2 separate regions of the Homo sapiens genome follow, and region 1 is linked to region 2. A link is an interaction called in ENCODE POLR2A ChIA-PET data of the cell type or tissue named here. Cell type or tissue: Panc1. All regions are shown on one strand. Links, peaks and the distances in the headings refer to the core of each region. The heading gives the core; the rest is flanking DNA. Region 1 has its middle 530 kb from the start of NYAP2. Region 2 overlaps IRS1 (insulin receptor substrate 1).

Region 1 (5,390 bases), core at 336-5,335, 860 kb after region 2:
ACACCTGTCGTAGTTTTAGTACTTCCCGTTAACTTCTCCAACAGTCTTTGCATTTTAATATGTTTTTGAGATTTAAATGTATATTTTGCCATGTTTATTTCCCCACCAGGATTTTAAGTGGCTTGAAAAGAGTCTGTCTTCACTGTCTTGACTAAACATTTGGAATCACTGCAATGATCTCTGGGCTGAACAAAAAAGTTTCTATCTGCAGTTAGATGAATGTTATTACTCCACAAAATACATTTTAAAATGTTTGGTTTTAGTCCATGTTTTTTTCATGACTGATTTGGAAATGTGGAAAGCCCCATAAGCCTTGATGACTGAGGCTGTTATTCTTAACACAGAGTTAGAACGTTGTAAACATGAAATTTTATACAATAATGGGGTTGAAATTGGAACCAAGAGAGGGTAGGAGCTTACTAGTTGGCTTGAATTAATGCTTTGCCTTAAGTAGGATGCAGAAATACCAATTCCAAGAATTTTATAAAGTAGGAAGAAAGGAAAGTATATGTGAAAATAAACATCAACTGCCATAAACCAGAGCCTCAAAGCAAAAAGCATAACATCAAAGTAGAGTGTGATTGGATTGGCAAGTTTACAATCTGTCTCAGTATTAAATAACATTCCCAGCTTCTGACCCAGTCCAACTCAGTGGTGAACCTTATGGCTTGACCTTTCAAGATTCTCACTTGTTATGATTTATTCTTGTTCAGTTATAGACTTGTTGCATAGAAACATCTCACAAGACAGTGTAGTTCATTTCTCAATTTCCCAGCAGAGATGCATCAGGGCAAACTCAAGCATTGGGGAAATCTAGCATGTTCATTCATTTCTTTAAGGAATTATATTCTGTTTCCCAAAACAGAGTCTGGAGAATGATGCTGATTTCCAGTAAAATTCCCTTTCGAAATTATTTTTATTTTTATTTTTTTTATATTTTTTGAGACAAGAGCCTCACTCTGTCACCCAGGCTGGAGTGCAATGGTACGATCTCGGCTCACTGCAACCTCTTCCTCCCAGGTTCAAGCGATTCTCCTGCCTCAGCCTCCCAAATAGCTAGGACTACAGGCATGCACCACCACACCTGGCTAATTTTTTGCGTTTTTAGTAGAGACAGGTTTCACCATGTTGACCAGGCTGGCCTTGAACTCCTGGCCTCAAGTAATCCACCCACCTCGGCCTCCCAAAGTGCTGGGATTACAGGCGTGAGCCACCGTGCCTAGCCTCTATTTTATTATTATTATTATTTGATTGTTGGTTGAAATTAAGAAAAACTGGTTACTGTATACTTCTTAATACTCAAAGAATTAAGGGACAGTGTTTTTCAAATTGTCTTATTCTCATAGGCCATTATAAAGGTCTTAGTTTTCTATCGCAGCTGTAGTAAATGACCACAAATTTACTAGCTTAAAACACAAATTTATTATCTTACAATTCTGTTAGGTTAGAAATTTGATGTGGTTCTCACTCTGAAACCATGATGTCAGTAAGGCTGCATTTCTTTCTGGAGCCTCTAAGAGTAAATCCATATCCTTTCCTTTTTCAGCTTCCAAAGGACATTCACATCTCTTGGCTCATAGCTTTCTTCTTCCCTCTTCAAAGCTATCAATGGCAAGTTGAGTCTTTTTCACATCATATCATTCTGACACTGACCCTCATATGCCTCTCTTTTCCACATTTAAGGATCCATTAGCACCATCTGGAAAATCCAGGACAATCTCCCTGTTTTAAGGAAATAAGCATCCTTAAAATTAGCAACCTTATTTTAATTCCCCTTTCCATGTAACATAATATAGTCACAGGTTCTGAGGTTTAGGATGTAGATACCTTTTCTTTGGTGGAGAGTGTATTATTCTGCCTTTAACAGATGATTCTAAAAAATGTTTGTTTCTGTTCTATCCTTATAGTGCTACACACACACACACACACACACACACACACACACACAAACCCATAACTTTAAGGAAAAAAATTAAAGTAAAAATATTCCCCATGCTTAGGTTTAGTCAATTTTAGAATATCAGTATTTTCACCTAAGAAAAGTTGATGATGTGAAGAAGTAGATGACAAGATGACCCAAGACCAAGAAGAGAAGGCAGTTAGAATACAAAAGTGTTGATTACAAGGGTTTCCCATTTATGTCATCACTTCATAAATTCCCACTGAATAAATTGTAACAAGATATTAGGAGAATCAACCAAATATGTTTTCTTCTTTAGACAAGGCAACTCAAAATGACAAACAATTTTGGTAGTGAAACATTATTTCTCTTATGACTTTCATAACTTCCCTCTAGTTCTCATAAGTGTAAAGTCTCCTGAATAAAGAAAATCTCTACCAAAGCTCTCCTCTTAAAAATATTTCATTCTCAAGAAAAGAAAATTTGTTTCTCAAAATGTGCTATTTTAAACTCACTAAAAAAAGAATAGTAACATTAATATAAAAATTTTGAACTTTATTAAAGTCTCTAAGGACTGCTGGCATGGGGCAGGTTTCTTTTGGCAGTATTTGTCATTTCCTGCCCTCCAGAAATAAGACACCTAAACATAAACACCCTCAGGATTTCTCTTCATGTCCTACTGCCAACGATAATACCCTGTAAATGAGAGATACTGGCTGCTATAGAATATTTACATAGTAGAGAGTACTGCTTAAAAAATATCTGTTTATATGGGTCAGGAGATCCTTTTCTAAGAAAAATATAGCTTACAATGCAATATTTGAAGTATTAACTCTCTGCCATCATTCTTTTATATTCCAAATTGTTGTATGAAGATGAAGAGTCCAATATTTGACTAAATTTGGGCATGTTGTTCCCTTTTTATTTAGTTTGGCCTCAGCTTCTAATAAGCTTTTTTGAATTAAATATAATAGGTCAAAACGTAAATACTTGTGCATTAAGCACTACATGGGAATATCATGGCACAAAAAGTGCTGTCTAAATTTATATTCATTAGTATATTCTAGGTTGTGCTGAAATAACAATCAAAACAAGTTAGTGGCTTCACACCCCAGAGGTTTCTTTCTGAGTCATGCTAAGTTTTTGTGCATCCAAGTAACTCTCTCAGGCAGGTTTCCTCCAGGTAGAGATTTTGTTGACACACGAACCTTCAAATCCATAGTTCCACCATTAGAATATGAGTCTTCCTCCATGATTATCATAGAGGGAAAGAGTGCATGGAGACTCATATCAGCAATGAAATGCTTTAGCTGGGAAGTGACCCATGTCACTGCTGGTTGCTTCTGGACCAGAAACAGTTGCACATTGCTACCTGGATGGAAGGGTAACAAAGGCTAACCATTCCAGAAACCTGGAAAGGGAAGATAAATGCATATGTGTGAGTACTACGGGCTGTACCATAGCTGTCAAAGACAAATAAAACTAATTTATGTATGTTTTTGCAGTCTCTTTAAATTATATCATTTTTCACATAGAATAGAGTCACTATGTTTAAGGCAAATTTTCAGTCAGCCCATTGAATATAATATTTTTCCTTAAAAAGTCATAAACCATTCTGATGTGCTTTGCAGGAGTGTATTTCAATGTCATTTATAACCAATAAAGAGCGTTTTTGATTCAGTGAAGTAAAAGTTATCTATTCAGTTTCTATTTAATCTGTCAAAATAACAACCGGCAGTGACAAATATATATATAGTCTATATATAATAATTTTATGTGTGTATATATATGTATAATTTCTTCAGATTCATGATCCTGGTAGCTAGTATGGGCAAAAAAGCATAATGTTTTGTTGAAAACCATCTTTCACAAAGACAGTAAAGAATTTGAGCTTTCCAGATAGGATTTATGTTTATATCAAAACCTGCACATCTGTCATGAAAATAATTTATATAATTTTTTTTTCTAAAACCTCTCCTATGTTTAGACTTAAAATTATTTGTATAAAACAAAATAAATTGTCTTGGTTAGAAGACCTCAAACATCATTATTAAATTAAATTATAATACAGGTAATTTTTTTCTAATATTAAATTTACATGCCTTATATAAGAAGGTTAATTAAAATTATGTATTTTGTGGGAGGCCGAGGCAGGCAGATCACGAGGTCAGGAGATCGAGACCATCCTGGCTAACACGTTGAAACCCCATTTCTACTAAAAAAAAAAAAAAAAATACAAAAAAATTAGCCGGGCGTGGTGGTGGGCACCTGTAGTCCCAGCTACCTGGGAGACTGAGGCAGGAGAATGATGTGAACCCGGGAGGCAGAGCTTGCAGTGAGCTGAGATAGCACCACTGCACTACAGCCTGGGCGACAGAGTGAGACTCTGTCTCAAAAAAAAAAAAAAAATTATGTATTTTGATTTGCTCCCAGGGTTGGTTCTAATCCACTATATAATGACCATTGCCCTAAACTGTCACTTATGAAGTGCATATCACACATAGTTTTGCTCAGGACCAAAAGTCACTTATGCCCTGAATTTTGAGTTTTAAAAATGCCGGGTCATTTATTCTTTCTTCTGAGATGCATTTGCTCCAGACTTTTTCAAAATAATTTTTATTCACATATCATGTCCTTGGATCTATCTCCTGGGCGTGTATTCTGTTTGTAGAATATTGGGCTTAGTTCTTCATTTTCATCTGCTGTAAGCCTGTGGATGATATAAACCTGGGTATCTGGGAGCAGTTTCCTAGGAAACAGGAAGGGCAGCCCCTATCTTTGCAGCCTCTGTGTTCTGTGTTCTGTCCTCGTCACTTACCTGAGCCCTTAGCATTATTTCCTTTTATCCCCTCCTGTGTCTTCCTTCTTTAGGCTCAGCTCCAGACTCATGTTTATAGAGTAACAAGGTGAAACCCATGCTCTCTAGCTGGCCCCATTACTCTTCCAATGTTCACCTCCCTGATTATCACTCCTCCCGAGTTATGTGTTTCCTAATACCAGATAGAGTTTGGGGCTTGAGAAAATGCTATCAGATTTTCATCTCTAGATTTATACTTTTCTATCTGATTAAAACAGCCATAGCAACTTGGTATACCTAAGTATTAGGACACAATCACAGAAGACTTGTTTCTGGTACCATGCATGTTTTGTAAACATTTTCAATTATCATCACCATAAAAAAATGAAGACTTATGGTAACAAAATACTTATTTGTCTTCTTAAGTGCTTGTTCATAATTTAGTTTAATGATGCTACACTTTCTTGTGCTCTCTCTAGGCCTCAAGGGCCATTTGTATTGATTTACCCATTTGGTTTGTTTCAGTAACAGCCACATAAAACACAGAGTGGAGAAAGCAAATTTTCTCATGTGGAAATTCACATTTATCGGTGTAATAGAACTTTTGATTCTGGGTGACATCTAGGAAAGTATTCTAATTCTGTAAATATAAATTTGGATGAACATAATAAAGAAAGGTAAACTTAACTTTCA
Region 2 (5,390 bases), core at 239-5,238:
TTATTCTAACCTCCTTTGCAGCTCTAAACATAGGAATGTTGTGGAGAAAATGACTGATACTCTTTAATGGGTCAGTTGCAATGAGGATTCTTTCCGAAGAAGCTGTTGACAGGGTCATGATAAAGCATGAGAATAGCCTGTTCTGTCCATTTCTAGCCTTTGGATCAGACATTCTTTATGGACAGACTGGGGCCTGGAAGGAAAACATTGTTTGATTCAGGCCTGACATTAACTTTTCTTGCTTCAAGGGGGCATTTTCGAGTTTTAACAAACCCTAAGACAAACCCTCCTGATCGACCAGCCTAAGTTTTTGGAACCATCTCTAGACTGAATTATGCTCCTCTTCCTTCCGCCTTTTTAAAAATAAAATGTGTGTGGGAATGCAAGGCACCTGCTAGTTCCTACATCCTAAGGTCAGCTCTCAGAAACATCCCACCCCTCCCCACACTATAGAGTAAGCTTTAACCAGTGCACACTGTGGAAATTAACACATGCATCCTGTTGGAAATCACCTCTTTTTCAGGGGTGGTGTGTTTGTGGATAATGTGTCTCATTTGTACCATCAGTGTTCTTCAGTGAGACAGCCATTTAAGTGAATGGTAAGGAAATTTGAGAAGCCAACTGGGGACTATAGGAGGCCTTCCACAATTTTTTCTTTAGCTTTATTTTTCTCTCTTAGGTGTATGAAACAACTCAATATTTCTCTTGCTGGCAAAATTAGTGTTGTCCAGATTTTTTGTGCTTTAGGGTTTTTGATTAGTTAGTTGAGCCAACACTGCTTTTCCAACCCTGTGTTATCTTGACTGTTGAGTTGCCAATATATTCAGAAGCTCCGACCTTTTTTGTCCCTCCATGTGGATTTCACAAGTCATTAAAATAGTCTGTTGCCTCTTAAGAAACTCCACGGACTTATGCTTTTCCAATCCTCTCACTATAATCAGATATGTGTCTTAGCTGAATAGTATATAAATGGTTCCTTTTATTTTGATGGGTTGGTAATTTAGTATATTGGAACATTTCACAGTTTTAAGGTTTTGTTTTGTTTTAAAGAAAGCCATTTCCTCAATTATTTCCTCATGTTACAAAGTTACTGGAAATTGTATTCAAGGAAAATAGCTTCTTGTGAATCATGCTTGAAGCCAGTTTCACACTAAAGATCCTGTAACTTTTTTTCATACTAGTATTTTTTTGCATGTAAAATAATAGATCCTGCCTCTACCACATTTATAATTATGTAACTGATTTATTCCTTCGTTACCTTATTAGTCCATAGCTATGCAGCAGACTTTGAGAGCTGTCTTTAAAATGTTATTGAAACATGTTCAGAAAGTGTAATCATATTGAATTTTAACTTAAAATTACATTTTAACGTTAGTATGATATAATAATTGCATACTAATTTCAAACTAATATGACATAGTTACAAAAATTTATTGTAAAGCTTTTTAAGAAGATAGGTTAGTAAGTATCATCTATTTGCTTCTATTTTTGTCTTATACTTTGGAAATGGTAGTACCTCTCCCATTCTTAATTCACAAAAAGGGAGAAGATGGATTGGACAAGTATAAGGTACTGTCATGTATGATAAAAGGAACACTTTCCATTTTAATAGTATTCTTGCAGCAGGCTCTGCTATAATCTATTTGTTGAAATAAATTTGGTTGGATAAATGTTATTTGTGCTTATTCAGTGAGCCAGTGATCTTTGAATAATAGAGCTTTGAAAAAGATGTATTTATGTTGAAAAGGCTTTTTGACCCTTTTTCTGTATTTTCCATTGATAATGGCAGTAGAGTTGAATACATGGGTCAGACTATGATTCTAGTTGCAGTTTTCTTAAAGCAGAGTAGAGATTTTGTGGTTTTATTACTCTACCAGGAATGTTTTATTGAGTAAGCTGAGTTGGATTGCATTCATTGTATTCCTTTTTACCATCCCAAGTTTTATAAATATTGCATATTACATATGTATCCTTGCACTCCACTTTTATTGTTGACCAAAGAATACTTTAATGCATGTTCTCTGATCCTCCCTGACATATTTAGGTCATATTGCTGAACAATATCACTTAATCTTGAGAAGTTTTCTCACGTTTGTTGAAATGATCAAAGAGACGTTTTTTTTTTTGAATATATGTAATGTGGCAAACAAATTATGTTTTGCACAGAAAGTCATGATTTTTACTTTTAGGAAGGATATGATCTAAGTGAGCTAGCAAAATAATAAAAGACATTTATAAACATTTAGCAGTTAGTTAAAGGCCACTGGAATATTGAGTAATTGCTAAGTAGTCAACTATAATTTATCTAATCTTCTCCAATCATCATGTCCCTATTCACTTAAAAATTATTTGGAGGGCTCTATGGATATGAAAAATAATTATGTTTACCCTTGAGTTTTAGGGGTTGTGGGGACAATCAGAAGATCAGAAGATCTTTAATTGTCTTTAATACTATTCAAGCCCACCACCCATTTCTCAACCCTAACATAAATTATCTGCTTTTGTCAAATAGGCCCTAAGCCATTTTTTCTTGTTCTTCCCCTCCCCTTCTTTTACTCAGTAAGCTCTATTGAGCACCTATCATGTTCCAAATAGTACACCTTTTATTGAAAGGGGATGAAGGTAGATTCATGGAAATGGAGGGAAAAATGGTACTGAGAGGAGATCACCAAAGGAGTTACCAAATTTCTTATGACATAAGTTATCCGGGAAAACCAAATCAAGATTCCGATTGTGTAGTTCACAAAAGTTGGCATTTTTCATAAACCTAAAGGGCAAAAGTGCCCATCTAGCTTAAAGGTTTGTATTTTTCTGAATCTTTCTAACCATGGCTTCCTGTCTGACAATACCATCAGCATACTAAATAATCAGGAAGGAACTCTCATTTGGAAGAATGGCCCATTTTTGGATATTAAGCTTGCAAACATAATATTGACAAAAAGCAGGAAAAAAGATATCTTTGCTTTGGATCTTTAGTCCCAGTGAAAGCAACCAGAAGAAGAGGCATCCAGCTGTTAAATGAAGAGGGGTTGAATGTGGACTTGTTATGGGGTGGTCAGTGTTAGGAAACCTGGGGGGAAAGTGGGGGCTACAAAATAAATTTTAAAGTCTTTTCTTGCTATCTTAGCTTTGTTATTCAAGGACTTTTTTCTTTTTTTTCCTTTGGGTGGGTGGTTTTTATTTTTAATGAAGAAAAGGTCCAACACTTTGAACTGTGGTTCCTTGCTTGCTTCTGGCTGCAAGTATAATTGCTTTTGAGATTTTTCTCCCTCTGTTTTGATGATATGCAGTCACGTTTATTTTTAAGTTTGTGGTAGTCTCTTACAGAAACATGTTTTAAAAGTTTTTTTTTTTTTTTTTAGACTACCAAGTTTTATAATAGCTTGCTGGGTCTCTTCACACTATTTTTTTCTCTGTATTTTTGTATAGGTGATACATGTACATGCTGTAAGTTTCCAATTTTTTTTGGTTTTTTTTTGTTGTTGTTGTTTTTGTTTTTTTTTTTTTAAGGTAGAGAGTGAAAAATAAGGCTTCCTCCCACCTTTGTCCCCAGTTTCTCATAGGCCACCATCACTGCTGGGTTTTGTTTATCTTTCCAGAGATAGACTGCTTATAAATTTTGAAGCTTTGTAATAAAAAGTTGGTTAAATGCCCAACTGCTCCAAGTCTTCTATGGAAGAATATGCTCAGATCCCAAATTTCAGCACTTAAAGGGGCACAGCAGATAATACACCTTGTATCACAGACTTACTGTTCTCTTTTGTTGTTGTTGTTGTTACTTTTAAAGGGAAAAAAAAGGACACACTACTTTCCACGTCTCTTTTCAATCCTCAGGTTCACAAAGTTTCTAGTGATCAAATACCATTTGACCCAGCCGTCCCATTACTGGGTATATACCCAAAGGACTATAAATCATGCTGCTATAAAGACACACGCACACGTATGTTTACTGCGGCACTATTCACGATAGCAAAGACTTGGAACCAACCCAAATGTCCAACAACGATAGACTGGATTAAGAAAATGTGGTACATATACACCATGGAATACGATGCAGCCATAAAAAAGGACGAGTGCATGTCCTTTGTAGGGACATGGATGAGATTGGAAATCATCATTCTCAGCAAACTATCGCAAGGACAAAAAACCAAACACCGCATGTTCTCACTCATAGGTGGGAATTGAACAATGAGATCACATGGACGCAGGAAGGGGAACATCACACTCTGGGGACTGTTGTGGGGTAGGGGGAGGGGGGAGGGATAGCATTGGGAGATATACCTAATGCTAAATGACGAGTTAATGGGTGCAGCGCACCAGCATGGCACATGTATACATATGTAACTAACCTGCACATTGTGCACATGTACCCTAAAACTTAAAGTATATATATAAAAAAAAGAAAAGTTTCTAGTGATTAATCTAGCATAACAGTGAAAGGGGAAAAGCATAGGTTAAAAAATGATCTGGTTTTTCAAGTTGGAAATGTTCAAATTAAGAAATGTGTCTTATTTATTTATTTGTTTATTTTTGTTTGCTTTTTGAGACGGAGTCTCACTCTGTCACCCAGGCTGGAGTGCAGTGACACAATCTTGGCTCACTGCAACCTTCGCCTCCCAGGTTCAAGCCATTCTCCAGCCTCATCCTCCTGAGTAGTTGGGATTACAGGCGTGCGCCACCACACCTGGCTAATTTTTGTATTTTTAGTAGAGACAGGGTTTCACCATGTTGGCCAAACTGGTCTCAGACTCCTGACCTCAAGTGATCCACCCGCCTCAGCCTCCCAAAGTACTGGGATTACAGGTGTGAGCCACCACACCTGGCCAGAAAAGTGTCTTAAGTTTTTAAACACCACCAATTTAAATCTTTACTACTTTATTTTCTTTTCCTGTTCACTTTCATGGTACTTAGGCATTCATTCCCCCAAGACTGAGTGAATAACTAGTTCTTAATATGGTATAATGGGATTAAGTATTAAGGTTAAGGATCTTTTTGAAGACTTTCTGGATACCAATGTCTCATATTTTTCAGTGCTCAAAAGAATTAATGCTTTTTATTGGAATAGTCTTTCAACATTTCAAATTCTGGGAGCAATTTATTTTATACATAAGACTACATACAACTAATTAATGAAATTTATTTACACTAGTGATGTCCTGTCACTTATTTTCTCCAAAGTTATTAACACTGGACAGGAATGGAATAAGGAGAATCTACCCTGTCTCCTAAGGAAAGTGTGTATTGCTGAGATAATTTCTACCTTGAAGCAAAGAGGAGCTTCTCTAGTGGTCAAAAACATTTATGACTGGTACCCTGCTATTCTTGCTAATTGTGGTCCAGGAAGAGGATGAATAGAATGGGGTAGCTCTTGCTACAAAATAGAAACTTTC

What was found. Peaks named below come from ENCODE experiments on the same cell type or tissue, not always from the same donor. Only the 100,000 strongest peaks of a DNase experiment are listed, where the experiment ranks them.
Region 1: POLR2A ChIA-PET joins it to region 2 with 6 read pairs; 2 of 35 experiments call an interaction of 5 or more read pairs at or near these places.

The regions. Positions count from the first base shown.
Region 1 is chr2:225,928,205-225,933,594 of GRCh38, reverse strand. No RefSeq gene overlaps it. Among named protein-coding and RNA genes, the nearest start is that of NYAP2, 530 kb to the right of the region's middle. In Panc1, for the core only: no CTCF peak of the experiment used is centred there; no DNase peak of the experiment used is centred there; H3K27ac peaks cover 259 bases.
Region 2 is chr2:226,784,756-226,790,145 of GRCh38, reverse strand. All of the region lies in intron 1 of IRS1 (insulin receptor substrate 1), which reads left to right. Among named protein-coding and RNA genes, the nearest start is that of IRS1, 12 kb to the left of the region's middle. In Panc1, for the core only: no CTCF peak of the experiment used is centred there; no DNase peak of the experiment used is centred there; H3K27ac peaks cover 1,298 bases.